Regions from separate parts of the Homo sapiens genome. Here region 1 is linked to region 2. A link is an interaction called in ENCODE POLR2A ChIA-PET data of the cell type or tissue named here. Cell type or tissue: GM12878. All regions are shown on one strand. Each heading gives the region's core, and the rest is flanking DNA. Links, peaks and the distances in the headings are about the cores only.

The links. Peaks named below come from ENCODE experiments on the same cell type or tissue, not always from the same donor. Only the 100,000 strongest peaks of a DNase experiment are listed, where the experiment ranks them.
Region 1: POLR2A ChIA-PET joins it to region 2 with 6 read pairs; 2 of 35 experiments call an interaction of 5 or more read pairs at or near these places.

Annotation. Positions count from the first base shown.
Region 1 is chr2:231,341,552-231,351,227 of GRCh38, forward strand. It overlaps ARMC9 (armadillo repeat containing 9), which reads left to right. Exons shown (of 25, transcript NM_001352754.2): 21 at 3,424-3,539. Among named protein-coding and RNA genes, the nearest start is that of MIR4777, 16 kb to the right of the region's middle. In GM12878, for the core only: no CTCF peak of the experiment used is centred there; no DNase peak of the experiment used is centred there.
Region 2 is chr2:230,688,600-230,698,275 of GRCh38, forward strand. It overlaps LOC124907996 (formin-like protein 16), which reads right to left. Exons shown (of 4, transcript XM_047446832.1): 2 at 7,704-8,096; 3 at 5,952-6,647; 4 at 1,466-1,732. LINC01907 (long intergenic non-protein coding RNA 1907) reads right to left here. Exons shown (of 4, transcript NR_040038.1): 2 at 7,704-8,096; 3 at 5,952-6,647; 4 at 2,322-3,634. Among named protein-coding and RNA genes, the nearest start is that of LINC01907, 7.1 kb to the right of the region's middle. In GM12878, for the core only: no CTCF peak of the experiment used is centred there; a DNase peak (open chromatin) is centred at 5,825.

The sequences.
Region 1 (9,676 bases), core at 3,649-7,648, 650 kb after region 2:
ATGTAGACTGCTAACAGTGTCTGCCTCCCCTTTCAGATTATTTTCTATGTGTACAGAGATATAGATGATTGATTGATAGATAGATAGATGATAGATAGATAGATAGATAGATAGATAGATAGATAGAGTATACCTGTATTTTTTTACAGAAATTCATACTGCTTTATAATGTCTTTAAGTGATTCACAAATACTCAAAACCAATTAGTAAGAAATTTTTTTTACCTAAATTGACATGTTGACCAACTTTTACTACTGAGTAAATTGCATTCAGCTAAATAATATGCTCTTTTTTTATTGTGCTTAAATATGCTGCATTTTTTAGTAGCAGAACCTTCTTTCAAATAAATAATCTCCGTCTGTAACACTGATGAAAGCCGGGTTCTCTGAATGAGTACAGGTGGATGTGAGGAGCCCTTGCTCTCCTCTCTCCCCAGACCCCAAAGCATTTCTGCAGAACTCAGTATAAACAGCTCTGTCTCAGCAGGTTGTTGGACAAGATACCCTCTAAGATCCTTCAGCCCACAAAGGCTTCTTTGCAACTGAGGGGCCCGAGAGTAGGCTGGGTGGCTCACACTGCAAGCAAGGGGAGGGGAAGCCCAGGCCAGCAAGAACAGGCTGGGAAGCAGCTGCACTGCCAGGCCCTGCACACTGAAGCCGCTCCACTGAGGGCCTTTCTTCAGGCATTTTTGCAACAGACCAGGCAGTGCTGGCCCGCAGGCCAGACGCAGTTTCCCCATCCACTGGAGAGGAAAAATGCCACCCACTTTAAATTATTTTCCAGGTTTCTGTAGTTTAAGGAGATGAAATAACTGGCAGAGTCTAAAATATTCTCGAATACGTGACATGTTCTGTCATTTCCAGGAAGACATTGGGAGGAGCGAGCTCAGATGACCGCTGACAGTGGGGAAGTGGAGGCAGAGGACTAGTCACAGGCTCGAGAAAACCCGCATGTTGACTGTTTCCCCTTTTCCAGTTGCCTTCTTAGTGTTTCTCTGTGGGAGGGCTCAGGGGTCCTCTGGCATGAGGGACAGGAAAAAGAGAAGGCAGGAGTCACCCTGGAGCACCGTGATGAGAGCGTGTAAAGCCGACCCTAGATCCTCCTGGATCGGGGAAGTGGGGTGGAAGGGAAGTTACAGTGGAAGCAGACAGCAGTGTTAAGTGGTTGCAGTGAAAATATCCTGCCTTGGTAGATTTCTTTAGAGACAGAAAAGGCGACGCAACTGCATTTTAGTTTTTATTTACGTGGCTTAGTTACATTCCATTTCCCCCAAGAAGCTGGGTGCCTCCCACTTTCTCACTCTCCCAGGCTTTTTCCCTTTCACTCTTCTTTCCATCCCTCCCCACCTCCTAGTCAGGGCAGGGTTTTTTTGTTTTTGTTTTTGTTTGAGATGCTCTTGTTGCCCAGGCTGGAGTGCAATGGTGCCATCTCGGCTCACTGCAACCTCCACCTCCCTGGTTCAAGTGATTCTCCTGCCTCAGCCTCCTGAGTCACTGGGATTACAGGCATGCACCACCAGGCCTAGCTAATTTTGTATTTTTAGTAGAGATGGGATTTCTCCATGTTAGTCAGGCTGGTCTCGAACTCCCAACCTCAGGTGATCCACCCACCTTGGCTTCCCAAAGTGCTGGGATTACAGGTGTGAGCCACTGTACCCGGACCAGGGCAGGTTTTGACCCCACCTGTCACTTCCCTGGCTGAGAACTGTCCCAGGGTCCAGTGAGGCTCACTGAATCCCGTAGGCACTGGCCCTTTTTTTCTTCCTCTCCCTGCCTAAGATACTAGATAAACACAAAGGAATTTTCAGCAGAAATCAAAGATGAAATTCCAATGTTCAAGAAGTTTGGTTTTTTGTTTTTTATTTTATTTACTTTTTGTTTTGAAATAATTATAGATTGATAGGAAGTTGCAAAAGTAACACAGACAGTTCCCAGGCGCCCTTCACATAATTTCCCCTGGTGCTAATATCTTATGTAATTTATAGCATAATAATAGCAAAACCAGGAAGCTGACATTGGTATCATCCACAGACTTTATTCACATTTCACTAGTTTGACAGTGATTTCCTTTTTAAACAGTTTTTCTTAAGTATTAACATAATAGTAACCATATTACAAAAAATTGTGGCAGAAAAAAATATTCTTAGTTCTACTGTCCTGTAGAGCCACCCTAATCATGTTAAGGTTCATTTCTTTCCAAGGTCTTTTTGTGCACTTTTAGCACAATTGAAAGCATTGTTTAGCTGGACAGAGTGGCGTGCACTTGTAATCCCATCTACTGGGGAGGCTAAGGCAGGAAGATCACTCCACTGCACTCCAGCCTGGGCAACATGGCAAGACCTCGTCTCGAGGAAAAAAAAAAAAGCATTCTTTATGTACATTATTATAACCTGATTTTTATTTAATGTTTTAAATAAATATATTTCTGCATAACCTGTTCTTTATCATTGTACATGGCTATATGATATATATATCAAGTGAATATGCCATGTTTTACTTATTTACTCCCCTGTTACTAGACATTAGATCATTTCAGTTTTACTCTATAATAACTTTATAATGAACAACCTTGTTTATCTTACGCTTTCCATGTTTTGGATTCATTCACTAGTATTTACACTCAAGGATGTGTGAACATTTTTACAACTCTTGATAAAATGCCAAATTGTTTTCCAAGACTTGTCTCAAATTTCAATCTCTCTAATTAGTGTTAATCATTAAACTAGTGTTTTAAACTATTGGGAGCAGTGGACGGGATCGTTTTTCTGTCATTCTTATAATAGTTGAAGAATGCCACCTTGTTTTGTAAAGTTGTAGTTTCTAATTTCTAGTAAAGTTGGTCTTTTTTGTTTCTTCTACTTACTAGTAATACTTTCTATTTTGTGACATGGTGGTTTGAATTCTTTGCCCGATTATCAATTTAGTGTTTTACTTACTGATTTGTAGGAGCTCCTTAGCTATGAAAATGTTAACCTTTAATCTGTTAAATTTGCTTCAAATACTTCTTCCAAGTTTGTTGTTTGCCTGTTGATTTGGTTTATTTTTAACATACTGCGCATGTGGAAATGTTCGTATTTTTATGAAATCAAATGTCCATCTTTTTTTCCCTTCTCATTTTTACAAACCCAGTCCTTTTCAGAGATGTGATGAGTTCCAGTAGATCAACCGCTTTCTTCCTTTTCCTAGGGTTTGACTTTGTTTTAATTTATACTGCTAAATGGTGTGATACACAAACCGTTAGCAAAAAAAGGGTTTTTCCCCACAATTTCTGTTTACCTGAATAATTTGTGACATGATCCTTCCTCATTTATTTGCAAAGCTTCTTATCATTATAGAGTAGTTTATTCAGTGTATTCTGCTTGACTTCTAGGTCAGCTCTCTAATAGATATTTCTCCAGCCCTTTTTTCTCTTTCCTTCCACCAGATCATGACCAACACGGGGAAGACAAGGCGGAAGGGGCTGGCTAATGTGCAGTGGAGCGGGGATGAGCCCCTGCAAAGGCCCGTCACCCCCGGCGGCCACAGAAACGGGTACCCAGTGTAAGTCAGGGCTAAAGGAAGCGGGAATTGACTTTCTTAAGCTTTGTTTTGATTACAGTGTAAGATGTATGTATTTTTAAAATTCAAAATAAAGCATTCATTTTGAAAAGCATTTATCTCTTTATTTTTGGGGGATTTTTGGAGGGAAAGAGGTTGAGTCCTTCTCCCTTCCCCCAGGATTTTTTTATTCCAGAAGGAGAAGTGGTTGGATTACAGGATCTCCAGGGCCACTTCAGAAGACAAATGTTGGCCAGAGTAATTTCAAAAGAAGGGACCTGAAAGGAATCGGGCTCTCTCCAGAAGGACTCCTGTCGTGCCTTTTCTGTGGCCTCTCGTCACAGCACCAAGCCCTGTGTTGGGATTGGAATGTTACAGTTTAAGACTCGAAATCAATTTATTTTAGATGACTTTTTGGAACAACTGGATGCTGTTTTAGCTGCCGAGCCTTATTCATCTTCCATAGCCTTGCTCGTACCCCATTTATAGAAATGAAATTTTAGTCTCGTTACGTAGAGCCTCTGGTCTCCCTGGGGGCCTAGACCCCTTGTGGGCTAAGGAGCCCCAGATCAGACAGTCCAGTGGGCGGTAGAGAAGCCACTTCTGTGGTCTGGGTGGCCTCTCTTTTCCTGTCTAGAGAGAATATTACAGCAAAATATTACAGAGAGCAGGCTAAAAACCTCCATATATTCATTCAACAAATAATGGCCGTGTAATTTTTAAAAGAATATACCGTGTTTTACTTAGTTATCCCCTGAAACTGGGCACTTTATTTTTTCCAGTCTTACTCTATTGCAATTTTGTAATGAACAACCAGGCAACGGAATTGAGCAACAAAACTCAGAAATGCCTGCCCTCATGGAGCTCTGTGCTGCCACGGACACCAGGGACACCAGGCAAGACAGACCCAGCTCCTTGATGAGTTCTGTTGCCCATCTGGGATTTGTCCTATAAATGTTTCAGGGCCCGTGCCATAGATGAGTGCTCTGAGATCTGTTTGGTTTGATTTCATAATTAGGTATGATATGCTTATATTTCTAGGTGTTTATTTTTAGTTACTGATGTATAAACTAGTACATGCCCTTTTCTCTCTTAAACTTACAATCAGTGTTTTTAACCTACAGAAAAGTTAAAGAATATTACACTGAAGATGGCCAGGCGTGGTGGCTCACACCTGTAATCCCAGCAGTTCGGGAGGCTGAGGCAGGCAAATCACAAAGTCAGGAGATCGAGACCATCCTGGCTAACGTGGTGAAACCCCATCTCTACTAAAAATACAAAAAATTAGCCCAGCATGGTGGCGGGCACCTGTAGTCCCAGCTACTCGGGAGGCTGAGGCAGGAGAATGCCGTGAACCCAGGAGGCGGAGCTTGCAGTGAGCTGAGATCTCGCCACTAGCACTCAGCCTGGGCGATAGAGTGACACTCTATCTCAAAAAATATAAAAAAAGAATATTACACTCAAGAGCTTTCAATTAACATTTGTGTGCCCTATCTCTCTCTCTTGCTCTCCTTCTATGTGTATGATACATAATTTACATGCGTATACATTTTTTTGCTGAACTATCTGAGAGAAGATTGCAGACTTTTGCACATAACCCCACTATCACAGCTAAGAAATTTGACAGTAATAATATGGATATAGTATTATAGTATTCCTTAATTGTCCCCTAAAGGTTCTTTACATCTGAGTGGTTTTGGGTCATTTGGTTTTCATCCAGGAATACGGTCAGTTACCAATTACTAGTAAATCTAGTTGATAAATATAATACCTTTTTAAATGGAAGTAGCAACAGGAACTAATAAAATTCCTCTTGCTTGACATGGGAAAGAGGACACTGAATCATTGTCTTAAAAGTATTTTTCAATTATTTTTTAAAATAATTAAAACCCTGCTTTCATGAGAGGCAACAATGACATAAGGCTATTTTAATCAGAGATAAGGATAGGGAATCTAATAAATATGGGGCTAACCAGTGGGCACAGTTAATTCTTGGGTCAGGTGTTCTTCTTTGAAGAGAAATTTGAGGACGTTTTCCATGCCTGGGAGCACATCTATCTCCCCTCTGATATGTGGGGGTGGCCCCATCAAGATCTTTGACTGTGGCAAGCTGCCAGGTAATGAGGGCAGCTCATTTTCCTGAAACCATGGACCTTCCCACTATAATGATGCAGTCGCCCCGTCACCAGCTTCCCTTATCAGGTCTCAACAAACATTTTTATCACTTCTCTGCCATATGGTGTTCTCATTGCTGGGGTTGCAGAAATCAATAAGATGTGACTCCCTGCCCTCAGAAGCACACAGACCAAGCTGTGTGGTAGGGAAAGAGGTGGTCAATGGAATGCAGTGGGCACTCTCCCCAGCTACACTGGGTACTCCAGACGGGCTACACGATGCTGATGTGCAAAATTTGTAGTTCTGTCCTTTGCATCTCGAGCTCACCTCTACAAAGTTTGAATGCTGGGGGTCTTAGACATCATCCTCTACAGATAAGAGACTACCATATGTGATGTAAGATAGGCATCCTAGCTTATTTTTCTCCATGTAGAGAGCCACTCTTCTCTACACCACCTATAAACAGCTCATTATTTCTCCACTGATTCAAGGCGCCACTTTAATTCTATATCCCCTCCAGTCACCCTAGCTCTCTATTTTGACACATTGTCCAGTTGCCTGTTGCCACACCAGTGTTTATTGCAAAGGTTCTTAGCATATCTAAATATTGCATAGAAAAATCCTCTCTCCCTGCCTGCCTTTGGCTTTCTCTTTCAGAGTTGATTTAACTATGTAGAGACCTTTATTTTTCTGTAAGCATTTAAAAATAAGTCTGGCAACTTCCTTAAAAAATCCTTTTAGGATTTTGATTAGTATCACATTAAATTTATGTAATGTTTTGGAGATGATTGAAATCTTTGCAATGTTAAGTCACTGTGCAGCATTACATCATAGTAATTTTATATGTTAAGACAGAATAATGGTCCCTCAAAGATGTCCACATCCCAATCCCCACAACCTGTGACTAAATGACATTACATGGCAAAAAGGACTTTGCTGATGTGATTAAGTTAAGGATCTAGAGATGGATGATTCTGGATAATCTGGGTGGACCCAATGTAATCACAAGGGGCCTTACTGAAGGGAAGCAGGAGTGTCAGAAACAAAAGGAGGTGTGACAACTGTGTCAGAAGTCTGAGTGACGCAAGGCCATGAGCCGAGGAATGCAGACACCCTCTAGAAACTGGAAAAGGCAAGGAAATAAATTCTCTCCTGGAGCCTCCAGAAAGAATGCACCCCTGTTGACCCATTGTAAACTCTTGACCTCCATAATTATGAGACAAGTTTGTGTTGTTTTCAGTCACTAAGTTTGTGGTAAGACTGCAAATTATGAAACAACTACAGGAAAACATTGGGGAATGTCTCCAGGACATTGTTCTGGGCAAATATTTCTTGAGTAATACCTGACAAGCACAGGCAACCAAAGCAAAAATGAACAAATGGGATCACATCAAGTTAAAAAGCTTCTATAGCAAAGGAAACAATCAACAAAGTGAAGAGACAGCCCACAGAATGGGAGAAAATATTTGCAAACTACCCATCTGACAAAGGATTAATAATCAGAATTAAAAAGGAGCTCAAACAACTCTATAGGAAAAAGTCTAATAGTTGGATTTAAAAAATGGGCAAAAGATTTGAATAGACATTTCTCAAAAGAAGACACACAGATGACAAACAGGCTTATGAAAGGGTGCTCAGCATCATTGATCATCAGAGATGCAAATCAACACTACACTGAGATACCCTCTCACCCCCGTTAAAACGGCTTATCTCCAAAAGTCAGGCAATAACAAATGCTGGCAAGGATGTGGAGAAAAGGGAACCCTCATACACTGTTGGTGAGAATGTAAATTAGTACAGCCACTATGGAGAACAGTTTGGAGATTCCTCAAAGAACTAAAAATAGAGCTACCACATGATCCAGCAGTCCCGCTGCTGGGTATATACCCAACAGAAAGGAAGTCCATGTGTCAAAGATAGCTCTGCACCCCATGCTTGCTGCAGCACCGTTCACAGGGGCCAAGATTTGGAAGTAGCCTCAGTGTCCATCAGCAGATGAATGGACAAAGAAAATGTGGTACATATACACAATGGAGTACTATTCAGTGCAAAAGAATGAGATCCAGTCATTTGCAAAACATGGATGGAACTGGAGATCATTATGCTACATGAAATAAGCCAGGCACAGAAAGTCAAACATCACACGTTCCCACTTACTTAAACAATCTAAACAATTGAGCTCATGGAGATAGAGAGTAGAAGGATGGTTACTAGAGACCGGGAAGGGTGGTTGGTTGGGGGTGGTGGCTAGGGGAGTTGGAGAAGGTTAATGGTGCCAAAAAAACACATAAAGAATGGGCCAGGCGTGGTGGCTCATGCCTGTAATCTCAACACTTTGGGAGGCCGAGGCGGGTAGATCACTTAAGGTCAGGAGTTCGAGACCAACCTGGCCAACGTGGTAAAACCCTGTCTCTACTAAAAATACAAAAATTAACCAGGTGCGGTAGCGAGTGCCTGTAATCCAGCTCCTCGGGAGGCTGAGGCAGGAGAATCACTTGAACCTGGGAGACGGAGGTTGCAGTGAGCTGAGATCACACCACTGCAATCCAGCCTAGGTAACAGAGTGAGACCCCCAACTTAAAACAAAAATGAGTAAGACCTAGTATTTGATAGCACAACAGAGTGACTATAGTCAATAATAATTTAATTGTACATTTTAAAATAACTAAAAGAGTATGATTGGAATTTTTTTTACACACAGGATGAATACTTGAGGGGATGAGTACTCCATTCTCCATGATGTGATTCTTACACATTGCATGCCTGTATCAAAACAATTCACATATACTATACATATATACACCTACTGTACCCACAAACATCTAAAAAAAAAAAAAAAATTGAGGGGAAGTCTTGCTCTGTTGCCCAGGCTGGAGTGCAGTGGCACAGTCTTGGCAACTGCAAGCTCCGCCTCCCAGGTTCAAGCGATTCTCCTGCCTCAGCCTCCCAAGTAGCTGGGATTACAGGCACCCGCCACCACACCTGGCTAATTTTTAAATTTTTTGTAGAGAAGGGATTTCACCATGTTGGCCAGGCTGGTCTTGAACTCCTTACCTCAGGCGATCTGCCTGCCTCAGCCTCCCAAAATGCTGGGATTACAGGTGTGAGCCACTGTGCCTGGCCTTAAAAGTTGAAAATTAAAACAAAAATATTACGGTACTTTGTTAGAACAGCAGTAGAAAATGAAGACAGCCATCCTGTGTGCAAGTACAGGATGACTCTCCAGTCCTTTAGGTCTTGTTTGATACATTTCCTTGCTAGGAGAAACCTGAGGCCAGGCATGGTGGCTCACACCTGCAATCCTAGCACTTTGGGAGGTTGAGGCAGGAGCATTGCTTCAGTCCCAGAGGTCGTGGCTGCAGTGAGCTGTGATTGTGCCACTGCTCTCCAGCCTGGGCAACAAAGTGAGACCCTTGTCTCAAAAAAAAAAAAAGAAAAAGAAAAAGAAACTTCATATGTTCAAGGCAATGGTGGGCATGTTCTTGAGGGAAGGTCAGGACCCTTCTCAGCCCTGGAGGTTGGATTTGATTAATTTAGCCCAGTTTTTTAAATTTAACTCCTCTTGTCAATGATGATCTCAATGGGCATGCAATCCATTCCAGCCATGGGATCTAAGATTTTCCAACTTTTATGAAGGGCTTGAGAAACTCTGTACTTTCTTTTCCCCTTTTGGGCTTTGACTGTTGCTTGAGATGCTATGCTTGGAGGTCCTGCAGCCATCCTATTTGCACAAAGTGACAATTCTTTTTTTTTTTTTTTTTTTTTTTTTTTTTTGAGACAGAGTCTCGCTCTGTCAGCCAGGCTGGAGTGCAGTGGCACGATCTCGGCTCACTGCAAGCTCCATCTCCCAGTTCACGCCATTCTCCTGCCTCAGCTTCCCGAGTAGTTGGGACTACAGGCGCCTACCACCACGCCCGGCTATTTTTTTGTATTTTTAGTAGAGACGGGGTTTCACTGTGTTAGGATGGTCTCGATCTCCTGACCTCGTGATCCGCCTGTCTCGGCCTCCCAAAGTGCTGGGATTA
Region 2 (9,676 bases), core at 3,712-7,711:
TATGATTGTATATGTGTGACCAATTCTGCTAAGTATAAAGTCCCATGACAGTTTTATTCAGAAAATACAAATAATACAAAAATGCAGAACTAATTTTCTGGTCCCAAGATAGCTTGGCAAATAGCCACGTTTATAAATATTTTCTGTGACATAATTTGTACTATGACTTAACCAAGATGTCTTTAGAGATAATATTTGTTAAAGTAGTCAGTGATAGAACTTAGCCCATTTATGACTAGTGTTCCATTACTGGAACACTAAGTATGTGGGAGTTATTTGTATCCTACTGCTCAAGGTCATTGCCAAGTTCTGATTGCAAAAATTCAAAAAATTGCAACCTCAGGCATAAATGGGTTAATCTGAAATGCCAGTTAAAAATTGGGCTGTTTCCACCCCTGCCTCCACCCTCCGAGCTTTGCATGTTCCACTAACCCGGGCAGGTGGCAGGTGGAGGTGTCAGGCTGCTGGCATCTCTTCGAGGGCAGAACACTAACCTGACCATGGGCATCCAACCCAATAAAAGCAATTCCAACCTTAAAATAAATAAAAATAAAATTAAACAAATTGGGCTGTGGCGTTTTTTTGTTTGTTTATTTGTTTTGATGGAGTCTCCCTCTGTTGCCCAGGCTGGAGTGCAGTGGTGGGATCTTGGCTCACTGCAGCCTCCACCTCCCAGGTTCAAGTGATTCTCCTGCCTCAGCCTCCCAAGTAGCTGGGATTACAGGTGCCCGCCACCATGCCTGGCTAATTTTTTTAGTTTTAGTAGAGACAGGGTTTCTCCATGTTGGCCAGGCTGGTCTCGAACTCCTGACCTCAAGTGATCCACCCACTTTGGCCTCCCAAAGTGCTGGGATTATAAGCGTGAGCCACCGCACCCAGCCTAGGCTGTTTCAATGCAATTTTTATTTCTTTTCTTTTCTTTGTTTTTATTTTTTTGTTTTTTGTTTGTTTTTTGAAACAGAGTCTTGCTCTGTCACCCAGGCTGGAGTGCAGTGGTGCAATCTTGGCTCACTGCAACCCCCACCTCCCGGGTTCGAGCAATTCTCTTGCCTCAGCCTCCCAAGAAGATGGGATTACAGGCTTGTGCCACTATGCCCGATTAATTTTTGTATTTTTAGTAGAGAGGGGGTTTCACCATGTTGGCCAGGTTGATCTCAAACTCCCGGCCTCAAGTGATCCACCTGCCTTGGCATCCCAAGGCGCTGGAATCACAGGCATGAGCCACCGCACCCGGCCTGTTTCAGTGTAATTTTAATTAGAAACATCCCATGGTGTTAGGGTTAATTTGCTTGGTAATTTTAACCAGGAGCATGCAAATGATTATTGAATTCATTGGGATTTTATGTTATTAGAGGTATCTCATCCACCCATAATGTAGCCTTGTGCTTTGGGTTGTGGGGTGGTTTGTGGTATAATCACTATAAAATAGGCCTGGGCCACTGAACACCAATAGTCAACACAGATATGCAGACTACAGACACATTTAATAAAATGTTACATTGTTGGTAATTATACATTGTGAAAGTAATTTTTGTCTCCTTTAATCTGTCATTTGTTTGTTGCATAGTCAGTCTTTATCTTTGGACTGGGTCCAGAAATGGCCAGAAATGTATTTTAATGATCCTGGAAGTGGCTAGTAGCATGTGCTGTGGATGTGGAATTGGTATGACTGGATGCACCAGGGTCTGCAGAAGCTGCACCAAGATTGTGACTGTACACAGAGATCTTCAGCCTGAAAGAAATCAAGTTTCAGTTTGATGAATTTGATCTGGGCCATCTCCAACACACTTTATGTACCTTATGTACTGTGATGTACTGTTCCTCAGACACCGTGGCAATCTTCTGCATTGGTCCTAAAATAGCTGGAGATATCGCAGCTCCTTCTTGGGGGCCCTGCTGACAAGTGGAGGCCAGTTGCTAAGCCCATCAGCTGCATCGTAGCTGCAGCAGTCCAGGCGCGGTCACCCAGACCATGCGTGGACCAGAAAGAGCCCATCTTCTGCATCACTCCAGGAGCAGCTGAACAATTCCTTTTGGAAGCAGTGGGACGAAACCAAGTAGCTGGCAGCTTCCCCGGGCTCTCTTCCACTGTAGCAGAATCTTGAGAAAGCTGGCTTCCAGCCACGGCTGCTGCTTGAGTGTATGGGTCTGGTGCCTCCATCCCATTTCCTGCATGGCCCTGACCCCTGGATCCTTCTTATTCGAGAAGGTGAGCCAGTGCACACACTGGCAGAGGTCACTGGTTGTCCTCTAGTGGGGGGTCAGGCGTGTCTGTATTGGTGCTTGTCCCACCTGGCAGACCCAGCCTACTTTTTTTTTTTAATCCGTAGATGAACAGGGCAGAAGATGCCAGGTAAATAGGGCTCTACTGCTTCTTGACTTCCTGACCAGCCCAGCCAGCAGGCACTGCCTGGGGTGGTCAGTAGGCTTCCTATACAAGTATTCTGGGCCACCTCTCATTGAACCTCCCCCACATTTACACATCATACCCACTCACACACACCCACACATTCACCTATGTGCACCTCCCCCCAGCACACATACTCACCAGTCAAATGGGCAAATCATGCAAGGGAACCACGGCACATTCCTCTGCTTAATAGATGCTCCTTTCCTATTCCCCTCCCAACCACCAAGAATGATGTCATCCACCAGGAATCCAAACTCAACCCTCTGCCCTAAGACCTAAGGCAGAAAGGATCTGACTACCTGTGGAACCGCGAGTTACTGTAATGCTTGTCACATTAGATTACAGGATGTCAGGGAGTCTTCTGAACTCAGGGACACACCAGTATGGACAGACAGCACAGATGAGTCCCTGCTTCTAGGGTGCCCCATTGGTGCCAAGAGCATAACCACAGAGGTCCTTGACTACTCCTTGCAACCCTTGCTGGACACCCCACTGCTCCTGGCCCCCCTAACTGGAAGACTTTGGTTTCATCCTCACTTAGGTAGTTGGACATGGAGCTGTCTGCCGACTTGGGAACCTCTCAGCCATGCATATAGGGCCATGATATTGCTAGAGGACTTTTGTTCTTCTGCTTATTTTTAAAAGACCAGTCCTGTTCAAAGTCATCTCCAAGCACATGAATTACATAAAAATAGGCTTTAAGGCTTAGAGAGATGAAACTTGGCATCAGAGGTCCCTGAGGAACGGCCACTGCAGCTTGACACCACTTTGAGCCAGGAAAACTTAGTCTTGGCCACTTAGAGTAGGCACTTAACTTTGAACGATTGGAATTTTCAAACAACCAGGTTCTAGGCAACCACTTGGTTAAAACCTTGTTATACAAGCCCAAATAACAGGAGTCAGCCAAGACCACCCTGACTTGAAGAAGATTCTCCATCGTGAAACAGTTATCACTGAGCAATCTTAAAATCCACCAGCATAACCAGATACCAGCTGCAAGCCAATGCCTACCACAGCCGTCCCTAGACAAGGTCTCCCACCCATTCTGCAGGGATTCCAAAAGTGCAGAGAACGGGGCAGGGGGCTAGCTCTGCCATTTTGACCCCTCCAGCATGTTCCTTGGGGAAAAAGCCAGAATACGGGTGTGCATTCTGCCATGACATCAACGTAGAGGGACGCAGATGTCAGATCTTCTGGCAAGACATACTCAGGTCAAGGTCAGGCCTAGGAAGACAATGAAGACTTCTTTACTCATTTCTGATGCCAGAGCCTCTGAAAAACTGGACTCTGTAATATTCTTGGTCCCTTGAAATGCTGGTGCTATGGATGACATAAACAAGACAATCCACACCATTTCTTGTACCAGAGCCCCACTTCCAGCCATCATAGCTCTGTTCATCAAGGTTGAGTCCTAAATCCACGAACTACCCACTGGCCACAGTTTGCATCCCAATTCTGGAGACATAGTACAAAGCCTAATGTATGTCAGTCTACCTCTCTATCCCCCATCTTTGTTGAAAGTGTGGCCAGACGCAGTGCTAGGATTCACACCTGTAATCCTAGCACTTTGGTAGGCCGAGGCAGGTAAATCACTTGACGTCAGGAGTTTGAGACCAGTCTGGCCAACATGGTAAAGCCCTGCCTCTACAAAAATGCAAAAATTAGCCCCGTGTGGTGGCGGGCACCTGCAGTCCCAGCTACTTAGGAGGCTGAGGCAGGAGAATCACTTGAACCCGGGAGGCAGAGGTTGCAGTGAACCACTGCACTCCAGCCTGGGAAACAGAGCAAGACTTCATCTCAAAACAAAAAACAATAAGTGGGCCAGTCCTCAGAGGCATCCTACCACCGCTACACACAAGACTGATTTTCAGCTGGAATCCACTGTATTTAGTTGGTGCCTGTATAGTTATACTTACTGAATAATTTTAACATCTCCCCTGGCTACATGCCATACAGTCAGCATAACTCATTCTCCTATCTTGCTTCTGATGAGTCTTTCTACTTTGTTATTATTATTATTTTTTTTTAGATAGAGTCGCACTCTGTCACCCAGGCTAGAGTGCAGTGGCATGGTCTTGGCTCACTGCAACCTCCACTTCCCAAGTTCAAGCAATTCTCATGCCTCAGCCTCTGAGTAGCTGGGATTACAGGCAGGCACCAACACGCCTGGCTAATTTTTGTATTTTTAGTAGAGACGGGGTTTTGCCATGTTGCCCAGACTGGTCTTGAACTCCTGGCCTCAAGTGCTGTGCCCACCTCGGCCTCCCAAAGTGCTGGTATTACAGGTGTGAGCCACCATGCCCGGCTTACTTTGTTATTCTTTATATGACCCAGAACACACTTTCTGCAGTAAGTACAGATTCTCAAGCACCATGAATTGCCTCCTCTGTACAGGCACTGGGCAAGGCCTGGGAACATCACAGAGAATACCCAAAGTCCCTAAGAATTCTCAGGGGTTCCCCGGTTATCACTAGCCCGCGGGACCTCGCCACCGACATGCTTGTTTTATCAAGCTGAAGCAGGTATCTGACACATCAAAGGAAAATCAACTATGGATGGTGGAGCCTCAGGCAGCCAAAGAGATGATTACAGAATGGAGACATCATCTGGGTCTCCTCACCCTTTTTGTCACATGACCTTGCTGAAATCAGGAAGAGCACCTTTCGATTCCTGTGAAGTTGCAGAGATGGCAAGTCCTGTTGCTTGCTGCCTTCAAACACCCCTGACTACACACTCAACCCAGTGGAGCCATCACTGCCTGTCCTGTGCCCCCACCAAGAAGGGGAATGAGATGAGGTCAGATTGATTAAAAATGTGCATGCCTTTTATTTTTTTGGCCTCCCCCTCCCCAGATTGTAGGGCTTCCCCTTGGCAGTTTTTTTTTGTTTGTTTGTTTGTTTGTTTTGTTTTGTTTTGTTTTTTGAGACAGAATTTCGCTCCTGTTGCCCAGGCTGGAGTACAATGGCGTGATCTTGGCTCACTGCAACCTCCACCTCCCAGGTTCAAGTGATTCTCCTGCCTCAGCCTCCCAAGTAGTGGAGATTACAGGTGTGCACCACCATGCCTGGCTAATTTTGTATTTTTAGTAGAGACCAGGTTTCACCATGTTGGTCAGGCTGGTCTCAAACTTCTGACCTCAGGTGATCCACCCTTCTCAATCTCCCAAAATGCTGGGATTACAGGCGTGAGCCACCACGCCCAGCCTCCCCTTGGCACTTTTAACTTCCAGGCTTACCCTTGGCCTTCATACTGGTCACTAAGCCAGCTCCAAGACCTGAGTGGCACCTGCTCCAGTCCAGTTCTGCCTTGGCCTGGCTTCTGCCCAATGCCTGTCCAGGGTGGGACCTAAGCTGCCTGGATATTATTTCCTCCTTCCGATAAAGGCATACCTGGGTGTGTTTACCACTGTCTCAGCTCAGAAGCATCTCAGACCAATTCCTTTCTATTTCACTCAAGACAGAATGTGGGAGTTTCCCCTCCACAACTGCACCACTGCCTGAGGTGTCTAGGGCCACACTTCCTTCTCTGAACTTGCTCATACCTGAGATGTTGAAAGGGCGGCTGTCCGAGGGATGAGCCACAGGAGGACTGCAAAGAGGCTCAGCACAGATGGTTGTCACTCCAGCAGGACAGTCAGGGGCGAAGTGCTGGCTGCCCTTATGAGAGTTCGTCGCTGGCACTGTGACAGACGAAATTCACTTGACGATTAAGGAGATGGTTTTATTCAAGCTAGTGCCATGAAGAGAATGCTCATTAATGAGGGACATCTCAAAGAAAAGGAAGGGGGCCTGGGATTTTGCAGACGAAGGTAAAAGAGGGAGGCATTGGCCAGGCGCGGTGGCTCATGCCTGTAATCCCAGCACTTTGGGAGGCCGAAGTGGGCAGATCACCTAAGGTCAGGAGTTTGAAACTAGCCTGGCCAACATGGTGAAACCTCGTCTCTACTAAAAATACAAAAAAAAAAAAATTAGCTAGGCATGGTGGTGCATGCCTGTAGTCCCAGCTACTGCGGAGGCTGAGGCAGGAGAATCGCTTGAACCCAGGAGGCAGAGGTTGCAGTGAGCTGAGATTGCGCCACTGCACTCCAGCCTGGATGACAGAGCCAGACTCTGTCTCAAAAAAAAAAAGAGGGAGGCACCCTGGAGTCTATGGGAGTCATGAGGCAGGATGAAGACCAGTCTTCTGGAAGAAACTGGGAGGGCAGTGTGGCCTTTTGCGGTCATCTGCTTTGCCATTTCTGAAACACAGAAAGGTAGAGACATTTCTTAATCATCACTGCTGAAGTTGTACAGTGCTCAGATAAAGTTCAATACTTGCCAAGTATGGTGGCTCATGCCTGTAATCCCAGCACTTTGGGAGGCCGAGGTGGGCGCATCACTTGAGGTCAAGAGTTCAAAGACCAGCCTGGCCAACATGGTGAAATCCCGTCTCTACTAAAAAAATACAAAAATTAGCCGGGTGTGGCGGCACACGCCTGTAATCCCAGCTACTCGGGAGGCTGAAGCAGGAGAATTGCTTGAACCTGTGAGGCAGAGGCTGCAGGGAGCTACGATCATAAGATCGTGCCACTGCACTCCAGCCTGGGCAGCAGAGTAAGATTCTATCTAAAAAAAAAAAAAAAAAAGTTTAATATTGTCAGTCCCAGCTCTTGTTCAAGATGAATATTCCCGATCACTGAAGAATTCAGACTGAAGAATGCAGGCACTGCCTGAGTGGGGTGAAGCAGGGCCTAATGAACAGACTCTCTTACATTCTTGTTGGTGCTGTTCCCGTGAAACCAGTTCAACCATCTGTTAAGAGGTGAGTTGTTTTAGGGTCCAGGAGAACAGGCATCTGTTTTTTTTTTTTCATTATTATACTTTAAGTTCTAGGGTATATGTGCACAACGTGCAGGTTTGTTACACAAGTATACACGGTCCATGTTGGTTTGCTGCACCCATCAACCCTAATTACATTAGGTATTTCTCCTAATGCTATCCCTCCCCCAGCCCTCTACCCCTCAGGCATCTTAAAAGAGGGATGTCTAAGCATGGTGAAATCCTGTCTCTACGAAAAATACAAAAATTAGCCGGGTATGGTGGAGGGCGACTGTAGTCCCAGCTACTCAGGAGGCTGAGGCAGGAGAATTGTTTGAACCCAGGAGGCAGAGGCTACAGTGGGCCGAGATCACACCACTGCACTCCAGCCTGGGCGACAGAGCAAGACTCCATCTCGAAAAAAAATAATAAAAAGTAAAAATATATATATATAAAGAGGGATGTCTAAAATAACGAAATAATAATATAAAAGTTACATTAAAGTAAAAGCCAGTAGTTGAATCTGAGAATTAGCTGGTTCAGTGAATTCCAAGAGGTTAGCAGAAGAAAATCTTCCAGCACCAGTTTTTGAGTTTCTTAAAGCTGTCAATGTCTTGTGATATTGTCCACAATCTTGGCACTTGTCACGAAAGGGCATACATGGCCTGAGCATTTTGCTGGGCTTCCTTAGTGGTCCAGGCAGCAGCTTGTCCAGGGAGAATTCATGGTATCCTGAAGGGCTGAGTCTTTCAAGGTTTATGCCAAATCGCTAAGCCTCAGCTTGTAGAACTCCTTCAGATTCTGGGAGAAAAGGCCAGCTGCAAGGCAACCCACAGTCCTGACAGGGATTTGGGCAGTCGGGTGTTAATTCTTGGTGATGCCAATTCAGGCTTGAGGAAGAAAAAATGTGAAAGTTAGTTTGGAGGACTGTAGTCAGATATTGAAGAAAACTGGAGAAATTGAAAACCTGGTAAGGATTGACAATTTGGGCAAGGCAACAGGATCTAATCAAATTTAAAGGTAGGTTCCCAAACTGGTTTTTCTATGAGGAGTAGGGAAAGGCAGCCAATTAAATCTCATCAGACAAGACAGAGTTTGCATAGTCATCAGCTACCTGCAGTGTGTAAAGAGGTCCAAGAAGACTCAAAGGCAATGCACAGGGCTGGAGTCTGATAACCAGAAGGGTGTGCTACATATTGAAACATAAAATTTCTCATTTTAGACACCTGTCTTTTGACAAAGATAATCTCAAAGAAAAATTTTTCATCATCACAAAATAAGGCTGGCCTTATTAGGTATAGTCTCACTATTTACACAGGAGCAGCAAGAATGGTACTTTAGCAGATAGGCCTCCTTAAACTTGCTTTGCTGGAAGCTTTAATAAGGTATCTCAGATTGGACGTTTGAAAGCCTCTTGAGACTAGGAAGCCACACCAAGAACTTGACATCCAAATTACTTCTGGTACCTATAAATATGAGCAAATTCCTCTCTTCTCAAGGACCCCTCAATATCCTACAGTTCACGGGCTTGCAAGGAAGTGACCTTCCTAACTTACGTGTAAGGCTGACAACTCTGTAAGTCAGAGGGCTGGCAAGCATTGGCTCCATAAAGTCAATCCTAGTTACTTTAATGTATCAGGTGATTTCTGATTAAATGAGCATCATTCTCAAACATGATATTTCAGGCAAAGTTTTGGGTGCATAATCAATATTTCCAATTATGTCCTGTTAATAAGGAAGGCAGATTCTCATTGAACCTATGCAAATAATCATATTGCCATAAAATTAAGAATACTTAATGAGAGTTTCTGAATTTTGGAGAGGTCAGGGAGGGAGAATAAGATATTTAAAAATGGTTTGTTTCTGGTTACCAAAGTCTGCCAAACTGTTACGAGTCATAGAGAGCTTAAGAGAAGAGAAGGGGGTTCCTTCATATGCAGAAAATGGAACATTAAAACCACATCTAAAACATTGCAAACAAAACCCACCATCATTCCTTATCAGTTCATTTAGTCTTAGGTAATAAATTCTTGTTCCACTGGATTTTGAGTTGGTCATCTCATGAACTAACCAGCGTCTCAACTAGAGTTCTAGAAATCCTGACTCAGTCCACTGATGTGGTCTCATAGCTGTTTGAATGATGCCGCCAGAAGCTTGCACTTAAAGTCCCTCGCATAGTCCTTTACTGCATGTCTCTGAGACAGTCCTTCTTTGTTGAAGATGAAGCACTGTGGTCTGTAGCTGATTACAAGGGCTTTCAGGGAAGCATCAGAGTAAAACAAAAAACCCTATCAGTAGATGACAAAATAAAATGGCTGTGCTTAGGCCGGGCGCAGTGGCTCGCACCTGTAATCCCAACACCTTGGGAGGCCAAGGCGGGCAGATCACAAGGTCAGGAGTTCGAGACCAGCCTGGCCAACATGGTGAAACCCCGTTTCTACTAAAAATACAAAAATTAGCTGGGCATGAT